2 separate regions of the Mus musculus genome follow, and region 2 is linked to region 1. The links are chromatin loops, found by intact Hi-C in ENCODE. Cell type or tissue: heart. All regions are shown on one strand. Each heading gives the region's core, and the rest is flanking DNA. Links, peaks and the distances in the headings are about the cores only. Region 1 overlaps Gm36595 (predicted gene, 36595). Region 2 holds the start of Gm36460 (a long non-coding RNA gene).

Evidence for each region. Hi-C counts contacts between places; a loop is a spot of excess contacts. Peaks named below come from ENCODE experiments on the same cell type or tissue, not always from the same donor. Only the 100,000 strongest peaks of a DNase experiment are listed, where the experiment ranks them.
Region 2: a loop joins it to region 1, with 2.2 times the contacts of the local background. A loop is called at or near these places in 2 of 42 quality-filtered maps.

The regions. Positions count from the first base shown.
Region 1 is chr10:56,463,965-56,472,772 of GRCm38, reverse strand. The region is part of intron 4 of Gm36595 (predicted gene, 36595); the gene reads right to left. Among named protein-coding and RNA genes, the nearest start is that of Gm36595, 36 kb to the right of the region's middle. In heart, for the core only: no CTCF peak of the experiment used is centred there; a DNase peak (open chromatin) is centred at 3,552; H3K4me3 peaks cover 576 bases; H3K27ac peaks cover 783 bases.
Region 2 is chr10:56,387,237-56,396,044 of GRCm38, reverse strand. It overlaps Gja1 (gap junction protein, alpha 1), which reads right to left. Exons shown (of 2, transcript NM_010288.3): 2 at 5,626-8,511. The coding sequence starts at 8,498. The coding sequence ends at 7,350. It overlaps Gm36460 (a long non-coding RNA gene), which reads right to left and starts at 907. Exons shown (of 3, transcript XR_871653.2): 1 at 624-907. In heart, for the core only: no CTCF peak of the experiment used is centred there; no DNase peak of the experiment used is centred there.

The sequences.
Region 1 (8,808 bases), core at 344-8,343:
GTGCCCAATGGACATAGTAACAAATTGTCGTCAAATACTTGTCTTTATACTGAGATTTGTGTAGTTCTTTTTCCCCATCAGAGAAGCTTCTTTGTACAGAGACTCACAGCTGGTACAGAGGATGCATCTATGGAGTGATCAGCCATTAATAGGATAACTATATCACACCTTCTCCTCACAAAGCTCAAGCAACTTCACAAAAGAAGTGAAAAGATTGTAAGAGTCAAAGTTCAGGAAGAACTGTGATCAAGCTGCGTCTTCTAGACACAGAAGTCCATGACATTCATGAGCTCACAGCAGCTGTGGTTGCCTGTACAAGATGGACATCAGTTCAAGACAGTCAGCATTCCAACCTAGATGAATGAGGGGCTTTCAAGACTCTACCCCTACTGGATGGGAAAGAGCCAGCTTTCCTCAGGGTGTGCATCCCTTGATAGGTGTACTATGCTTGAATGCACGAACCCACAGACCTATACACTTACAGTCAGTGAGTGCATGGTCTCACAAACCTATGCACTTATGGGCAGCACAAATTAGATGAAACAGAAGGAGGAGGAGGAAGAGGAGGGAGAAGACATGAACGGGGAAGAGAAGTGGACAGGCAAGTCTAGGAAGAATTGGAGACCTAAAGAGGAAAGAGGGAATATATCCAGTCACCATATGTATGATATATATATGAAATTCACAAATAATAAATATTATATTAGAAAGTCAACGCCACATATGAAAATTACAAGCATATAATAAGACAAGATAATCACAATGATGAATTGCTTAAGAATACTATATAAACTCAAAGGATTAATATTGAAGATGTTTTAATTAGTTTTAGATGCTACCGAATTTAGGGGAAGAAATTCAACATATAAATTAAATTTCACAACTACTTGTTTGGAATTTACCAAGTAAAAGTTAATAAAAAAAACACAGAAAAGAAGGCAGGAAAGTCATCTACTCTCTAAAAACTTAAAGTCCCATGACAGAAGCCAGCATTTAAACACCTCATTGCGAGCATTTTAGCAAATGTGGTGACACTTAACAAGGAAGCATATGGAAAGAAGCATCCGTGAATCTGCTCAGCAAATATGAATGAAATCCATTCCACTGCTTCAAATGCTTGTGTCGATCATGACTTAAAGTGTATGTGTTCACTGGTGACATGAAGCCCAGGCTGGCCCTGAACTTGCTATGTAAGTAAGGATGACTTTGAACTCTGGTCCTCTGGGCTCCACTTCTCAAGTGCTGGGATGCTGCCACTCCTGGTTTTCCATTTTATTTATATGATTATTCACGTACAAAGTGCTATTTAAAATGTGGCTGTGTTGCTTGTTTGTTTTGGTTGACATTGAGACAGAGTTCCACTAAGCACCCAGGGTGGGGCGTGGCGTGTGTGTGTTGCGGGGGGGGGGGGGGGGCCTTGAACTGGAGAAGCTTCTGGATCAGCCTCCCGAATGCTGGGCTTACACGGCACGTACAACTGTATTCAACTAAAACTTGGGTTTTGAGCAAATCAGGACATTCTACCCTCTACACAGTGGTTCACAACCTATGGGTCCCCACCCTTTAGTAGATCTGAAAGACCTTTCCACAGGGTTCTCCTAAGACCATCAGAAAACACAGATATTTACATTACTATGCATCACTGTAGCAAGATTACAGTCATGAAGTAGCAATGAAATAATTTTATGGTTGGAGAACACCACAGCTTTAGGAACTGTAAGCATTAGGGACTGTATTAAAGGGTTACAGTTTTAGGAAAATTGAGAATCACTGGGTTAAAGGCAATTTGAGAAGAAAAACTGTCACATCCTCTCAAGGTAGATATTAGATCTACCACATTGACTTTTGTTTGCTTGCTTGCATTTCCATTTTAGTGATTCTGGGGATGGACCCCAAGGCCTTGGCTATGTTAGGCAAACACTTTGTAACTGGACAGCATCTCTGTGATGGTCATCTTGACAGGAATATCCATTGAAATATTTTTTCATAATTCTTATTTCTAGATCAGAAAGTGAAGAGTAGCAGATTGTCCTTGATCATCTCCATCTGATTTTTGGAGATAGGTTCTCTCAGTGAGTCCGGAACTCCCCGATGCAGTTGGATTACCTGAATAGAAAAACGCCAGGGAACTTCCTGTCTTATCATCCCTGAAATGTGATTACGGCTCAAACAGGAGCCTGGCTTTAGAGGCTAGACCTTGAACCCAGCCCCCCACCCCACCCCCATCCCATGCTTTTATAGCAAACTCTTTACCAATTAAGCCATTTCTTCTGCTCCCCTCTCCGTGTTATCACAAGTTTGCTATTCATCAACAAGTAGAACATACGGAATGATATCGTAGGCAACCCAAAGATGGCCAGCAGCAGAAGCAACAGTAGCTCGTCTTCCTTCTAGTCTCTGGGAAGGAGGTTACTGCTCTATGTGCAACCTCTGCAAAGTTAGTCTGTCCAAGAAGGCTTTTGTCCAGGTGAGACCCCGCTCAGCTTCCAGTCAGCTTGTCTAAATAGAAAGATAAGGAAATGAACCTCTCACAATGACAGATGGCAATTCTTACAAGCAGGAGTATTTCTCATCTGCCTCTGTCATCCCACTTGGAGAAGGCAGCCTCACTCTGGGTGTGAACGTGGAAAGGGAGACTATGACATGACTTGTCTAAACCCCTGTTTCATAAGATGGCACCACACTGGTTTAAACATGCTGGCTTCTAACAGCCTCCAGTTAACTTTGAAAAGTGGCACACGGGAACAAACTCCTCTTGTCTTCCATAGACATCTTTCCTCCGTTTTTATTTGCTTGTTTGTTTGTTTAAAAAGCATTGTTAGGCAGGAAATAGTAATATCTATGGATTCCCTAATGGATATTATTCTCAACAGTCAAGGTAATTGATATTTATATGGTATGTGCTCTGCATTGCTTTGGAAATGCCTTATCTAGTAATTTATTTCACTTCTGTTAATGTATGGATCGAGAAGCTAAGAGGATGTGAAGCTAAAGAGTTGGAATGCAACCAAACTTGTGGGCCTGATCATAACGGCAAAAATTCCAGTCACAGAAATATCTCTGTGGCCAAACTACTGTAAACTGTCTAGTATATTTAAAGGGGGAGGGGACAAAAACAAATAAAAACAAAGATATATAATTTTTGAGGCACAATTTTTCTCTCAATGTGTTTTCTCCCAAGGCTCTTTCATTACCATATTGCAAATTAGTAGCAAAACAGAATGGAAAAAACCCAGATGTTCAAATGATCTCCTCAGAAAGCTGTCTGCCTCTCGGAATAGCCTTCCTAAAACTGGGTATATTTTTTCAGAAATGACGGCTTTCCTTGCGAGGAGGAGAGTGCAGAACGGAAAGCCTGGAATTCCTGAGCAAGGCTCCAAAATGATCGTCTTTCCTTTTACAACTTTGTTTTGATACAACTTTGTTTTGAATTTTCCGGAGCGGTACCGGGAACGTTATGAGCAGCCTATCTCTGTTGTCCGGGTTTTACGCCTTTCCTTCTGTGTTAACCTGAAGCCGGATTTCAGCTAGCCTGTGTGCAGCCCCCGCTGAGCCAAAAATCCTAGACTGGAGATTCCAGGCTTGCTTCCTTCCATGTGGCATCCAGACTGCCAGCATTCTTGCTGATTCACGGGGACAGGCTAGAAGGTTGCAGGATAGTGACCCTGTTGGGACAAGACCCGGACTTTCTTTGTAACCCCCAGCTTTGTCTAAGCTCCACCAGGGCATTTAGACTCTCTCTCATCAGCTTCTTCATCTGCAAACTGAGAATCAGCCTGGTATTAGGCACTTAACTTTGTTTTCTTTGAGGAAGTGCTTTGAACATGAGAGAAGCTGCATTTATTTTGTTTAGCAACCAACCTAAATTACTGGGGTCAGAAACAAGACACACCGTGTATTTTGATGGCACTTCTTGATTTTCCTGCTCTGCCAATCCAACGCTTACACAGACCAGCTCATCCCAGCCTGTTGCTGATCACTATCTCCCGTTTTCTTTACTTTCCGGATTTAAACTCAAAGCCTGTATGATTGAGCCAGCAAGCTAGGCTTTGAGGAATGTGTCATAGTTATGTCTCTAGGCAGACGGTTGGATCACACCCAGGAAAGCTGGCCTGACACTTCCACACATCCGACTTTAGGTCAGTTAAAAAGCTCAAAGTAACCAATATGACAACTGGAGAATTTGCAAAGCAAACTTTCTCAGTTTTAATGAGAAAAGTAAGAATTTGGTTAATTCCTGCACTATATTACCTTTTTACCAAGACCCAAGATAACAATTATATACTTATCAAATAAAGCATAAGCATGTTTGCTTCTTTTTTTAATTACATTTTATTTTTTGGTATATATATTTGAGTATATGTGTGTGAGTCCAGGAGATCATGCATGTCCAAGCTCCTGGAACTGGAGGTATATATGGTTATGAGCTGCTATGTTGTGCTGGGAACCCTAACCTGGTCTATTATAAGAGTAAGAAATACTTTTTACTGCTGAGTTATTTCTCTTGTTCACAAAGCTTAGTCAGCTCTAGTCTTAGTGATCTTTTGAGATCTGTTTGACACCAAATCACAGAAGATTCAAATTACCTATATTTAGTTCAAACTGTTTTGAATATGCTAAATAAAACACATGAAGTTTGTTGCTCATATCTTGTCACATTTTTACCGGGTACATAATATTTCAGCTGAGAATCAGAGCAGAAAATTGATTAAAAAAAATGTACTTGGGCCAGGCCTGGCAGCACAACCTTTAATGTCAGTACTTGGAAAATAGATCTCTGAGTTCAAAGCTACCTTTGTCTATATGCCAAGTTCCAAGCCAACCTCTGTTGCATAGTAAGATCCTGTCTCAAAACAAACAAACAAAAATGTACTTGAAGACATTGTGGTGGTTTATACCTGTGGCTCAGGCTCTCAGATCAACAATTGATAAATGGGTCCTCATGAAACTGCAAAGCTTTTGTAAAGCAAAGGACACTGTCACATAGGACAATTAGGCAACCCTCAGATTGGGGAAGGCTCTTCACCAACCCTACATCTGACAGAGGGCTAATATCCAAAATTTACAAGGAATTCAAGAAGTTATACACTAACAACCCAAATAACCCAGTTAAAAAATGGGGTACAGAACTAAACAGAATTCTCAACAGAGGAATATCCAATGGCTGAGAAGCACTTCCAGAAATGTTCAAAGTCCTTAGTCATCAAGGAAATGCAAATCAAAATAACTATGAGGTTCTATCTTATACCCATCAGAATGGCTAAGATCAAAAACTCAAGTGATAGCACTTGCTGGCAAGGATGTGGAGCAAGGGGAACACTCCTCCATTGTTGATGGGAGTACAAACTTGAACAAACACTCTGGAAAACAATTTGGCAGTTTCTCAGAAAACTGGGACTAATTCTACCTCAAGACCCAGCTATACCTCCTGGGTATATACATAAAAGATACCCCAACATCCCACAAGGACACTTGCTCAACTATGTTCACAGCAGCTTTATTTGTAATAGCCAGAAACTGGGAACAACCTAGATGTCCCTCAACTAAAGTAAAGATAAAGAAAATGTGGTACATCTGCACAATGGAATATTATTCAGCTACTAAAACCCAAGACATCATGAATTTTGCAGGCAAGTGGGTGGAACTTGAGAATATCATCCTGAGTGACGTAACCCAATCCCAAAAGGATGTGTGTGGTATGTACTCACTTTAGCCATAAAATACAGGCCACCCATACTACACTCCACAGACCCAAAGAAGCAAAACAAGAAAGAAGGTCTAAGTGAGAATGCTTGGATCTCACTTAGAAGAGGGAATAAAATAGTCATAAGAGGCAAGTGGATGGAGGGAACTGGGAAGGAGTGGAGATGGAGAGAGGAATGGGGGATTCAGGATCAGGTGTGGAGAAGGACAGGAAAAATGACTAGATGGCCATGAAAATGAATGGCAATCTACAACTGAAGTGAGTAAGGAGGTGTGTGGGGGTAGGGGGGGGATCTCCAAGATGAAACATGGCCTGGGACAAGGGAGGTGCCCAAGAAACAGCAGGGGTGATCTTAGCTGTGTCTTACTACATTGGAGATATGGAACCTGAAGAAGCTACCTCCTGTAGCCAGACAGGAACCCCAGTGGAATGATAGAGACACCAACCCAACCCACAAAACTTTCAACCCAAAATTATCCTGTCTACAAGTAATATGGGCACTGGGGAAGGAGCAAGACTGAGGGAACAACCGACCAGTAACCACAACTCAACTTGAGACCCATCCCATGGGCAAGCACCAATCCCTAACACTATTAATGATACTCTGTTATGTTTGCAGACAGAAAAATGTTGTATTCTGAGAGGCTCCACCCAGCAACTGACTCAGACAAATTACAGACAGCCACAGCCAAACAGTGGATGGAGCTTGGGAACTTTTATGGAAGAATAGGAGGAAGGATTTCAGCCCCAAAGGGGGATAGGAAATCCACAGGAAAACAAACAGAATCAACTAACCTGGCCCCTTGGGGCTGTCAGGTCTGAACCACCAGCCAAAGAGCATGCATAGGCTGGACCTAGGCCTTCCTGTTCATATGCAGCAGATGTGCAGCTTGACCTTAATGTGGGTCCCAAATAACTGGAGCAGGGGCTATCCCGAAAGCTGTTGCCTGTATGCAGGATATGTTCTACTACCTGGGCTGCCTTGTCTGGCTTCAGTGGAAGAGGAAGTGCCTAGCCTCACAGAGACTTTAAGTGCCAGGGTGGAGGGAATACCCAGGGAGGCCCCACCCACTCAGAGGAGAAGGGGAAAGGGATGAAGGAAGGATTGTGGAAGGGGGCGATCAGGATGGGGTCAGTGAGCGAAATGTAAAGTGAATACATTTTTTAAAAATTTAATTTAATTTAAAAAAAAAGAAATTACAGGCCAGCCGCTAATCTCATACATGAGATACTGCTGCTAAATAAATAAATCACAAATGGAAAATGTACATTAATAAAATATTTTATTTTATGTGTATGGGTGTTGTGACTACATATTTGTCTTATGCCCAAGGTACCACCTGCCTGGGGCACAAAGAAGCTAAAAAGGAGTCACCACACCCCTTGGGATTGGAGCTGCACATGGCTATGCACTATCATGTATGTGATGGAAACCAACCCCTGTCCCTCTAAAAGAATAGCTAGTGCTCTAGCCACTGAGCAATCTCTCCAACCCCAAATAAAGTATTTACTTTTGTTTTAGTTATTAGTAAGTGTGCATATATGTATGAGAGACAGAAACAAAGACAGATAGAGGCGGGGTGATCACATGACATGGCATGGTACATATGTGAGTGTCAGAGAATAATCCTTGAGAGTTAATTCTCTCCTTGTACATTTACATGGGTTCCAGTAATGGATTTCAGGTCTCTAGGCTTACATCGTCTTGTCAGTATGTAATAAATTATTTTAAAATTCTTCTAATGATTTATATTAATTCTATGTGCATTGGTGTTTTGCCTGCATGTGTCTCAGGTCCCCTGAAACTGGAGTTAACAAACAGCTTAAGCTGCCATGTAGGTGCTAGGAATTGAACCCAGGTCCTTTGAAAAAAGCAAATCAGTGTTTTTAACCACTGAGCCACTTCTCCAGCCCCATAAGGAATTGTTTTTAATGATCAAAAGTCGTTTCTAATGTAAGTTTAGGAAATTTCCCAAAAATAGCTTTCAAGAGTAAAAAGACAAGGATTTTTTTTTTTTCTAATTTAGGGGCTTGTGTCCTACAATTTCCTCAGACATGTTAGCCAACATTATATTAACTCTGGGCAAACTAAAAATCAATCATAATTAACTTTTCTGTAATATATAGGCATATTTTATTAATTCTAGAATCTAAATGTCCTTTCAATTGCTTTGAGTGACTACTCTACTGTGCGATAGTTAATTTTCTATGACAATTTGGCTCAGCTGGTGTATCCAGACGTTTGGTGCTCATATGAAGCAGATGTGCAGCTTGACCTTACTATGGGTCCCAAACAACTGGAGTGGGAGCCATTGATTTCAGATCATAGGCTTCACTTATTTCCTAGATACTCTATGCCAAATAAATGTTGCATCCCTTGGGAAAAGGCCTACCGCATACCTTCTTCGTTATGACCACTTGAGACAGCTCATTCCTACTGCATTGACTAAAGTCACTCTTGGGCTAGATCCCAAGAAAAAGCCTGTGGATATCTCAAGGTCACATGCTCACAGCTCATCATGAGGGGAAAAAACTGTTCAGGAAGGCTGTCTCTGCTGGGTCTTTTTGGTTATTTATTTATTTATTTATTTATTTTTGTTCTTCGAGACAGGGTTTCTCTCTGTAGCCCTGGCTGTCCTGGAACTCACTCTGTAGACCAGGCTGGCCTTGAACTCAGAAATCCACCTGCCTCTGCCTCCCGAATGCTGGGACTAAAGGCATGCACCATTATTTATTAGTGATTGCTCTTGTCAGCTATGCTAGACTTAATTTTATGAACATAATCCAAAGCCAACGAAAACCTGAAGCTAGAGATCAAAGATTTGATAATTTCTAGCCTTCACTAAATGTTGTGGTTAATGTCTATAATCCCAACACTAGGGAGACTGCAGGAGCAGAATTACTCTGAGTTTAAGGCAAGATACATACTCAGTATATATATATACTGAGGACCAAGCCAGCTGTGGTTACATGGCAAGACCCTGTCTTCACTATTACCCTCCTATCCCCCCTACTTACTACTGTAAGAAAAGTACCCTTTACATCTTTTATAATCTCCAGAGTAATCCAGAGAGTACAGAATGATCACTGTGTTTAGTCATCAC
Region 2 (8,808 bases), core at 355-8,354, 77 kb after region 1:
TATCAGGGGCCCCTTGGTCATCAGGTTTTGGTTTTTGTTGCTGTTGTTTTGGTTTGGTTGCCTTAGACTTTATAATCCTCCTGCCTCTACCTCCAGAGTCCTGAAATTACAGGCATGCTTGCACCATGCCTGGCTTCTGCTACAGTGCTGACATATACTGAATTATTCATGTTAGACTGCCAGATGTAGTTACACTTAAATTACAAATTATTTTAGTTTTACTAAAATATGGTTTTCTTTTTTTTTAAAGACATAGACTCCACATAGTCCTGGTTGTCCCGGAGCTCACTATGTAGACCAGGCTACCCCTTAACTCCCAGAGGTCCGCCTGCCCCTGCCTCCGAAATGCTGAGATTAAAGGTGTATTCCATCATTCTCAGCCTCACTAAAATATGAAAATCATTAATGTAGGATGGCTTTCCCGAGACTGATTGACTGATTGATTGATTTTGTTTGTTCTTGAGGCAAATCCTTCATATATTCAGTGTTGTTTTCGAACTCACTGTGCAGTTCAGGATGATCTTAAACTTCTGATTGTCCTGCCTCCACCTCCCTCCTCCTGGGGTTTCAGGCATGTTCCACCATGCTTACTTTTCTATTGGGTTTTGAAAGAGTCTTGTTACCTGGCCCCAGCTGGGCTGGTACTCACTAGGCTCCCAGGTTGGCCTTGAGCTTGCCTTTGCCTCCTGCCTCTGCCTCTCAAGTCCTACAGTCACAGTCTCGTCACTGCCCCAGGTATATAAGCACTTCTAGTTCTCTTGATAGTGAGGCGCTCTATGAGACGGAGAACCACTCCAGTGAGGTTTCATTCTAGTGGCTGTGAGTTGGAGGCAAAATCGTGAGCTTGAGCCACAGCTGTGTTAGAAACATCAGAGTTTTGCTAGGTTCTGGACATTCAGACTCTGGAACTCTGGCTAGATGTGACACCCGTGACACTCTTAGATCTGTTCAAGGAATGCTGATAGTTTATCCTCTAGTTCTAAGGGACTTCCAGTTAAGCTCAGTAAGAGTCATGTTCTAAGTTTGTGACTAACAATGGTGTACTTTTATTTTTTTATATTTATGCATTTGTGTGTACATGTGTGAGAATTCCTCCCACTGCACCTTTATTGTGATGAAGAGATAATACAGGGCAGGGGTTACTACTCCCCATCTACCATGCAAATCCTGGGGATTTGATTGGCAGGTTGTTAGGTTGGCAAGCTGGCACCATTACCTGGCAAACCATCTAATCATCTAATCAGGCTAGGGTCTTTTTTCTTTTCTTTTCTTGTTTATAGAGTTGTGTGTGTGTGTATACAATTTATGATATGCATTCATGTGTGTATGGTTGTTTGTGCATGGAAACACATATGTACAGTATGTGGCATGTAAGTGTATGCCCTTATATACAATCTTCAATAGCTGTACTTCCATGTTTGCTTTTTGTTTTGTTTTGTTTTCTGTGGCTTTTGTTGTTGTTGTTTGTTTTGCTTTTGTTTTGGGGTTGTTTTTTGTTTGTTTATTTTTGAGACTGGGTCTCACTGTATCTCTAGTTGACTTGGAACTCACAGAAATCTGCTTCTACCTGCCCTGCCTTGTCTGATGAGTGCTATAATTAAAAGCACCCACCACCAAACCCATCTAGACTTCTCTATGTAGTCCAACCTATCCTCAAATTTCCCATCTGAGGATATACATGTGTTCCTATAGCCAAGCATTAGTATTAACTTTCCTCTTCCTTTTCCTCCTTCTTTTTGACACAAAGTCTTACCAATATGTAAAACACACTATCCTTGAAATTACAAAGATCTGAGCCGGGCGTGGTGGCACACGCCTATAATCCCAGCACTCGGAATGCAGAGGCAGGCAGATTTCTGAGTTCGAGGCCAGTCTGGTTTACAGAGTGAGTTCCAGGACAGCCAGAGCTACACAGAGAAACCCTGTCTCGAAAAACCAAAAAAAAAAAAAAAAAAAAAAAAAAAAAAAAAAAAAAAAAAAGAAAAGAAAAGAAAAGAAAAGAAAAGAAAAAAGAAATTACAAAGATCCAAACCCTTCTGCCTCCCCTCAATGCTGAGAATAAAGACGTGAATGCCTGATGCCTGGTTTTATTTACCAATAAAGCAAAATAATTGAATGGGCTTCTGCTACCAGAGCAAGGAAAACCTCTCCTATACAGACTTAACCAAATCTGGAGATCAACATAGTTAAAACTACCTGGAAAGGGTGTAGCAGAAACTCCCAAATAGGTCCACTGTGAACCACATTGTGTGGGGTCAGGTGTCTCCGTGCATTAAATGACTGGGGCAGAGGATTTGGCTTTTCTTGTGTGTGTGTGTGTGTGTGTGTGTGTGTGTGTGTGTGTGTGTGTGTGTGTGTTGGGGTTATAGAGGGGTGCCTCCTGGGACTGTTTATATTTAACAAGAAAGTGTGTGGGCACTGAAATTTCTCTACACATTAGAGCTCAAGTAAGCATTTAGTCATTTCCCAGAAACATCTGGTGATCAGGAGGGAAAAAACCCCAACAAAACAAAACAAAACAAAAACTAACTTAAAATCTCACTGTTTTGAATACCTCCAAGTGAACAATCTTTTCCACAGGCTCCCCTGTTTTCGGGGCCTTCTGCATGCACTATTTTGTGTGGTTTGTTCCACGTCTCCTCTTGAGTTCTGAAAGTTGCCAGCTGCAAACTCTGACATGTCAGAGGCTCAATTATATTTGCCTCAACGAAGAGAAGGTAAAAACAGAAGCGAGGAGCCAATAAAGGCTATAAACATGTTCCTACTGTTGGTGTGCTGCCGTTTATGGAGAAAACTCACTTTTAAGATTTTAATAAGCTCTCCAACTTCATTTTTTTTTTTTTTTTTTTTGTCCTTGAAACACAAAGCTCAGCTGTTTTGGCATGTTGGAAACTGAAGTTATCTGGAATTTTTAGAAAAGGTAATGTGTGGGTGGGGGCCTAACACCCTGGGCAGGTGGAGAAGTTGAACACTTTTCACAAAATATGATAAAGGAACAGCCCTTGGCTTGGAAGCTTAACGCAAACATCTGAAATGAAAATTCACTGAATAAAATAAGGGAATTGAACTGGCCATTCCAATATCTAAAGATATGAGACAGTTCTGCCACAATTAACAATGGTGTATGTGTGTTCTGTTCCCAGCACCCACATCTGTGGACCCACAACCGCCTGTTCTGATGCTCTCTGGCATCTGTGGGTACTTGTATGTATGTGGTACCCATAAACGCACAGAGACACATAAATAAAACTAATAAATCTTTAAAAATAAAAATTGTGTGTAGTGACGGGGATTGAACCCATAGCCTGTGACTATGGGCAGGGCATCTACTATTTCATTATGTCACTCTGGAGCTATCTATTGTTGAGCTACATCTCAGCTAAATTGTCCCATTTGGCTTCAAATGGCTTTTCTGTCTCTCCCTAAAAAAGTTTAGAGAATTTTTTGGATGTGGTGTTACAAACTTGTCAGGTAGGAATTCAGCCTCAGCTACATAGTAAGTTTGAGGTCTGAGGTCAGCCCAGCCTGGGCTACCTGTCTCAAAACACAAACAGAAAATGTAATGACATCATCTCTCTATATATGTATATTAGAAAAATAAACAACATAAATGTTCCAATAACTGGAAGGATTAATTTTGTATGCTTTTGGGAGCAGGAACTAAATCATTCATTCATTCTCTACTTTATAACACCTGATGGGTATATGTAAAATAAAGTGGTTTCTTCTACAAATTAAGGTTTCCTGATGTCCACTGAGGAGTATAAAAAGATGCTCGTTAAATTTGACCCTGTTTCATGTATTTCTGTATGTTCAAATTTTGTACACACAATGTAAGTATGCTGTTTTCTTCTGCTGGAGATGCAGCCAATGGGAGTTGCTTCGAGGGGGCTTACTGTGTAGTCAATGTGGACTGGGGCTCACTGTGTAACTAGTTTTTAATATACCGAGTGTAGCTACAGTTTTTAATACACCGAGAGAAATGTTGACAGTGGTTTACATAAGTAGTCTTTTTTTGTCCTCTTCGGCTTTATTCTTTTGAAAATAGGGTCTCATACTCATATATCCCAAGAGGGTTTCAGTCTTATGTGGCTGAGAATGATCTAAACTTTTTGAAAAGTGTTATTGTAATTTAATTAATATGAACACACTGGATACCGTTCTGCCATTTTAAAATGGCATTATTTTTATGACTCCCTCCCCAATCCCCTGAAACCTTGAACTTCTGATCGTCCTCCACCTACTTCCCACATTTGTATAGTGGTGAAGATCAAACCCAGGGCTTCATGTAGGCTTCAGCAGTGAGTCTTGACCTTCCCCAAGATGCAAACCTTTAATACAGTTCATGGTGTGGCGACTCCCAACTATTTTGTAGCTACTTTATAATTGTTTAGTTTTGCTGCTGGGCAGTGTCTTAGATCCTAAGACTTCCGGAAACGCATGGTTTCTAATGGTCGTGACCCACAGGCTGTGAAGAGCAGCTCTGCAGTTACAGCTCAATCCCTACATTACCATTTCAGAAGTCAGTTCTCTCCTTCCAGGTGACTCTAAGAAATACTTCTACGGGCTGAGCCATCTTGCCAACCCTGTCTCAGTTGGTGGGGCTTGTCCTTGAGTCTTGCCTCAGATGTCCATGAGCTGAGATATCACTGGTGTTTGTATTTTATTTATTCTTGATATTGCATTTTTGTGGCTGAAACGTCATCAATTGACCAGACTCATTTCCCTCCAACAAGGTTGTTTTTTCCTGGGACCTTTAGGTTTGCTTGGTTTTTGGTCTATGTAGCCCTGGCTGGTCTAAGTCACCACAGACCACATTTGCTTACAAAGCTCAGAGATTCATTTATCTCTCTCTACCTGGGAGTGAAGGATTAAAGATGCCTGCAATAACCAGCATGTTGTCTTCACAAAATTCCTTAATAAAAGTTACCAAAATCCAGTACCTTCTCTGAATGTAATATCCCCAAGCTTGTCGGTGTGGACAACTGAACAAGTCTCACTAAAGTTGAGTCCAGATGAGGACACACCTCAGTGCTAAGGTATACGCTCTACCTTATATGTGAGGTCTTAGCTCCACCTGCAACAACCCAGATACCTTCCCCAATACTGTAATCACTACCTCGGGCCTACAACTCCATGTATCGAGGAAGCCATGGCAAGAGAATGTAGAGGCTGGCAAAAAATTCTAGGTTCGATTCTATGAGTGTGTGAGACCTGGTGTGGAGTTTAACTGTTCTCCCAATTAAACATTTGTATGCTTTATTTCCTGTTAAAATATTACCTCAATATTTCAAAATCAATGATGCTTATGGTGTTTGTCCTTAAAAATCAAACTAACAAAACACTGTTCTTCAAAGAGCCAGATTTGATTCCCAGCACCCACATGGCAGTTCACAACTATCTCTAGGGGATTTGACACTAATTTTTTTTTTTTCCTGGCCACTGCAAGCAGCAACATACCATTGCACAGAGATACCGGCAAGCAAAAGATGAAAATAAAATAAAAGTGGATTTCATTAGCCCAAGACATTGTAATTATGGGATCTACTTTTGGTAATCTTGAATAAATTTGGTAAGTTTTCTTGTTTTTTTTGTTTTTTAAATCACACAAGACATGCAGGTTATCTTTATTATACTAAATTAAAATTTTATTGAATAAAGAACACTTTCCCGAGCACATTGATTGGATGGGCTAGGTCTACATTACATGCAATGAAGCTGAACATGACAGTAGTTTAACATGGAATGTCAAACAAATTAGTTTCTCATTGTCCAAAAACTCCTTGTGTAGCTGGCGCGCAAGAGGAAACATGATAACTCGACATTTCAATCATCTGTGATGAGTTTTTTTAAGTCACTTGAAGAAACTGGTAGGTGTCTTTAGCTTACAGTTCAAATAAATTAGTTACATGTGCACTGCTGAAAACTCCTTCACCCCCTCTAGTATCTCAAAGAAAATCTTAGTGCAAACATCCAAGTTGCTCGTCAATCTAAAAGACTGTTAAACTCAGAATACAAGTTCTGAGTTAATGTGTAGTTAAGTAGGACAAAAATTACCAGATTACCAGTTACTACAAAGTTCCTTTAGGCTCACTTGATAGTCCACTCTAAGCAACCCTCTTCTAAGTCTCTCACATTAATGACTAAAGCCTGTTTACAGTACTAAAATTCTATCATTCAAGCATCAATGATTATATTTCAGAAAAAGGAAATCATTCATTTCAGTAATGGCTATTACTGCTACATTCTAAAAAAGAAAAAAAAATCATAATTAACAAAACCAGTATCCATAATAGGATACGTGGAAAAAATATTTTAGGGAAAAAGTGTGTGCTTTACACTTTTGCACGGCAGGAATTCTATAATGTAAACACCACGTTGGCCCACACCACAAAGATCCATGAGGAAGGTTCAAATTTGAACACTGTGTGAATTCGATTCAAATCTGTGAGTTTATACTGCCTCTGCTTGTACCAATAATGACAAAACACACGCTTACACACTTGCACACCCACACATAGACAGAAGCGATTGTTAAATATTGAGCATGGCTTGCCTCCCTGATGCTAACTCAAAAAAAAAAAAAAAAAAGACTTTCTCACTGTTTTAAAAATGTCGATAGAAATCATTTGGTGAGGGTGAGGACCAGCTGAGGATAATATATGGAAGACACAAAGGTGGGACAGATTTGAAAAAGAACCCACTGAGATGCAAATACATGGGCAATCTTTTTCTTTGAACCTTGTCTGAACTTCGAATTGATACCTACCAAGAATGAAAATCGTGTATAGTAGCATAAGGTCCATCCACACCTAGAGGGTCAGGCCAGGGAAGCTCGCCTGCAAACTGCCAAGTTTTTAAACACTGGAATGTTTTTTAGCGGGGATGTAGGACAACCTGTCTTTTCATAAAGGAAATGCCATGTTGAGGACTTGGATTCCTGCTCAAAGCTCTATGGCAGAATCTCAGTAAAACAAAAATTAAAAAAAATATATATCACCCACTCACTCATGTATACAGAACCATTCTTAAGGTTCAGTTGGGGGGCAGAGAGAGAAAGCCCTATCTATGTTTCATCCAATGAGACTCTTACTAGAATTTAAGCTCTTTGAATCTTCTACATTAAATACCGTTACATACCTCCCCTTTCCCTACTTTTGCCGCCTAGCTATCCCAAAACACCCCCCAAGGAACCTAGATATTGTAATGTCTTTGTTTTCTACGCCTCATTACTGAGGTTGTTGAGTACCACCTCCACGGGAACGAAATGAACACCCCAGGTGCACGTTCTGCAAGCACCCTTTTTTTTCTCCTCCACAATCGATTGGCAGCTTGATGTTCAAGCCTGTTTAAATCTCCAGGTCATCAGGCCGAGGTCTGCTGCTGGCGCGGCTGCTGGCTCTGCTGGAAGGTCGCTGATCCACGATAGCTAAGGGCTGGAGTTCGTGTCCAGCAGCAACTTTTTTGGCATTTTGGCTGTCGTCAGGGAAATCAAACGGCTGGGCGTGGGAGTTGGAGATGGTGCTTCCGGCCTGCCCCATTCGATTTTGCTCTGCGCTGTAATTCGCCCAGTTTTGCTCGCTGGCTTGCTTGTTGTAATTGCGGCAGGAGGAATTGTTTCTGTCACCAGTGACCAGCTTGTACCCAGGAGGAGACATAGGTGAGAGTGGGGCCGTTGGTGAGGAGCAGCCATTGAAGTAAGCATATTTTGGAGATCCGCAGTCTTTGGATGGGCTCAGTGGGCCGGTGGTGGCGTGGTAAGGATCGCTTCTTCCCTTCACGCGATCCTTAACGCCCTTGAAGAAGACATAGAAGAGCTCAATGATATTCAGAGCGAGAGACACCAAGGACACCACCAGCATGAAGATGATGAAGATGGTTTTCTCCGTGGGACGTGAGAGGAAGCAGTCCACCTGGTGGGGGCAGGGATCTCTCTTGCAGGTGTAGACCGCACTCAGGCTGAACCCATAGATGTACCACTGGATCAGCAGGAAGGCCACCTCGAAGACAGACTTGAAGAGGATGCTGATGATGTAGGTTCTCAGCAGGCCACCTCTCATCTTCACCTTGCCGTGTTCTTCAATCCCATACTTGAACTTCTTGATTTCAATCTGCTTCAGGTGCATCTCCACGTTGACCCCGTCGGTCTGCGCCACTTTGAGCTCCTCTTCTTTCTTGTTCAGCTTCTCTTCCTTTCTCATCACATAGAACACGTGAGCCAAGTACAGGAGTGTGGGCACAGACACGAATATGATCTGAAGGACCCAGAAGCGCACGTGAGAGATGGGGAAGGACTTGTCATAGCAGACATTTTCACAACCGGGTTGTTGAGTGTTACAGCGAAAGGCAGACTGTTCATCACCCCAAGCTGACTCAACCGCTGTCCCCAGGAGCAGGATTCTGAAAATGAAGAGCACCGACAGCCACACCTTCCCTCCGGCCGTGGAGTAGGCTTGGACCTTGTCCAGCAGCTTCCCCAAGGCGCTCCAGTCACCCATGTCTGGGCACCTCCTAAGAAAAACAAAAACAAAAACCACGAAAACAACTCAGTGATTGTAGACTGTAAATTGATGGTTTCACATATATAGTTTCTTTTTTCAGGGGTCAGTCAAAATAAGGCAGTTTCAACCCAAGCCAAAACAGAATCCAAGGGCAAATCTGGCAGCATTTCCCAAAGATGAAGTTGACTCGGAAGTAATAGCACCCAGATACAGGGAGAAGAGCGAGCCCAACTTGCCGAAGATGTATTTAGTATTAAGGCTCTGGACACCACCTTGCCATGTGACCTGACAGGCTCTACCTACCAAG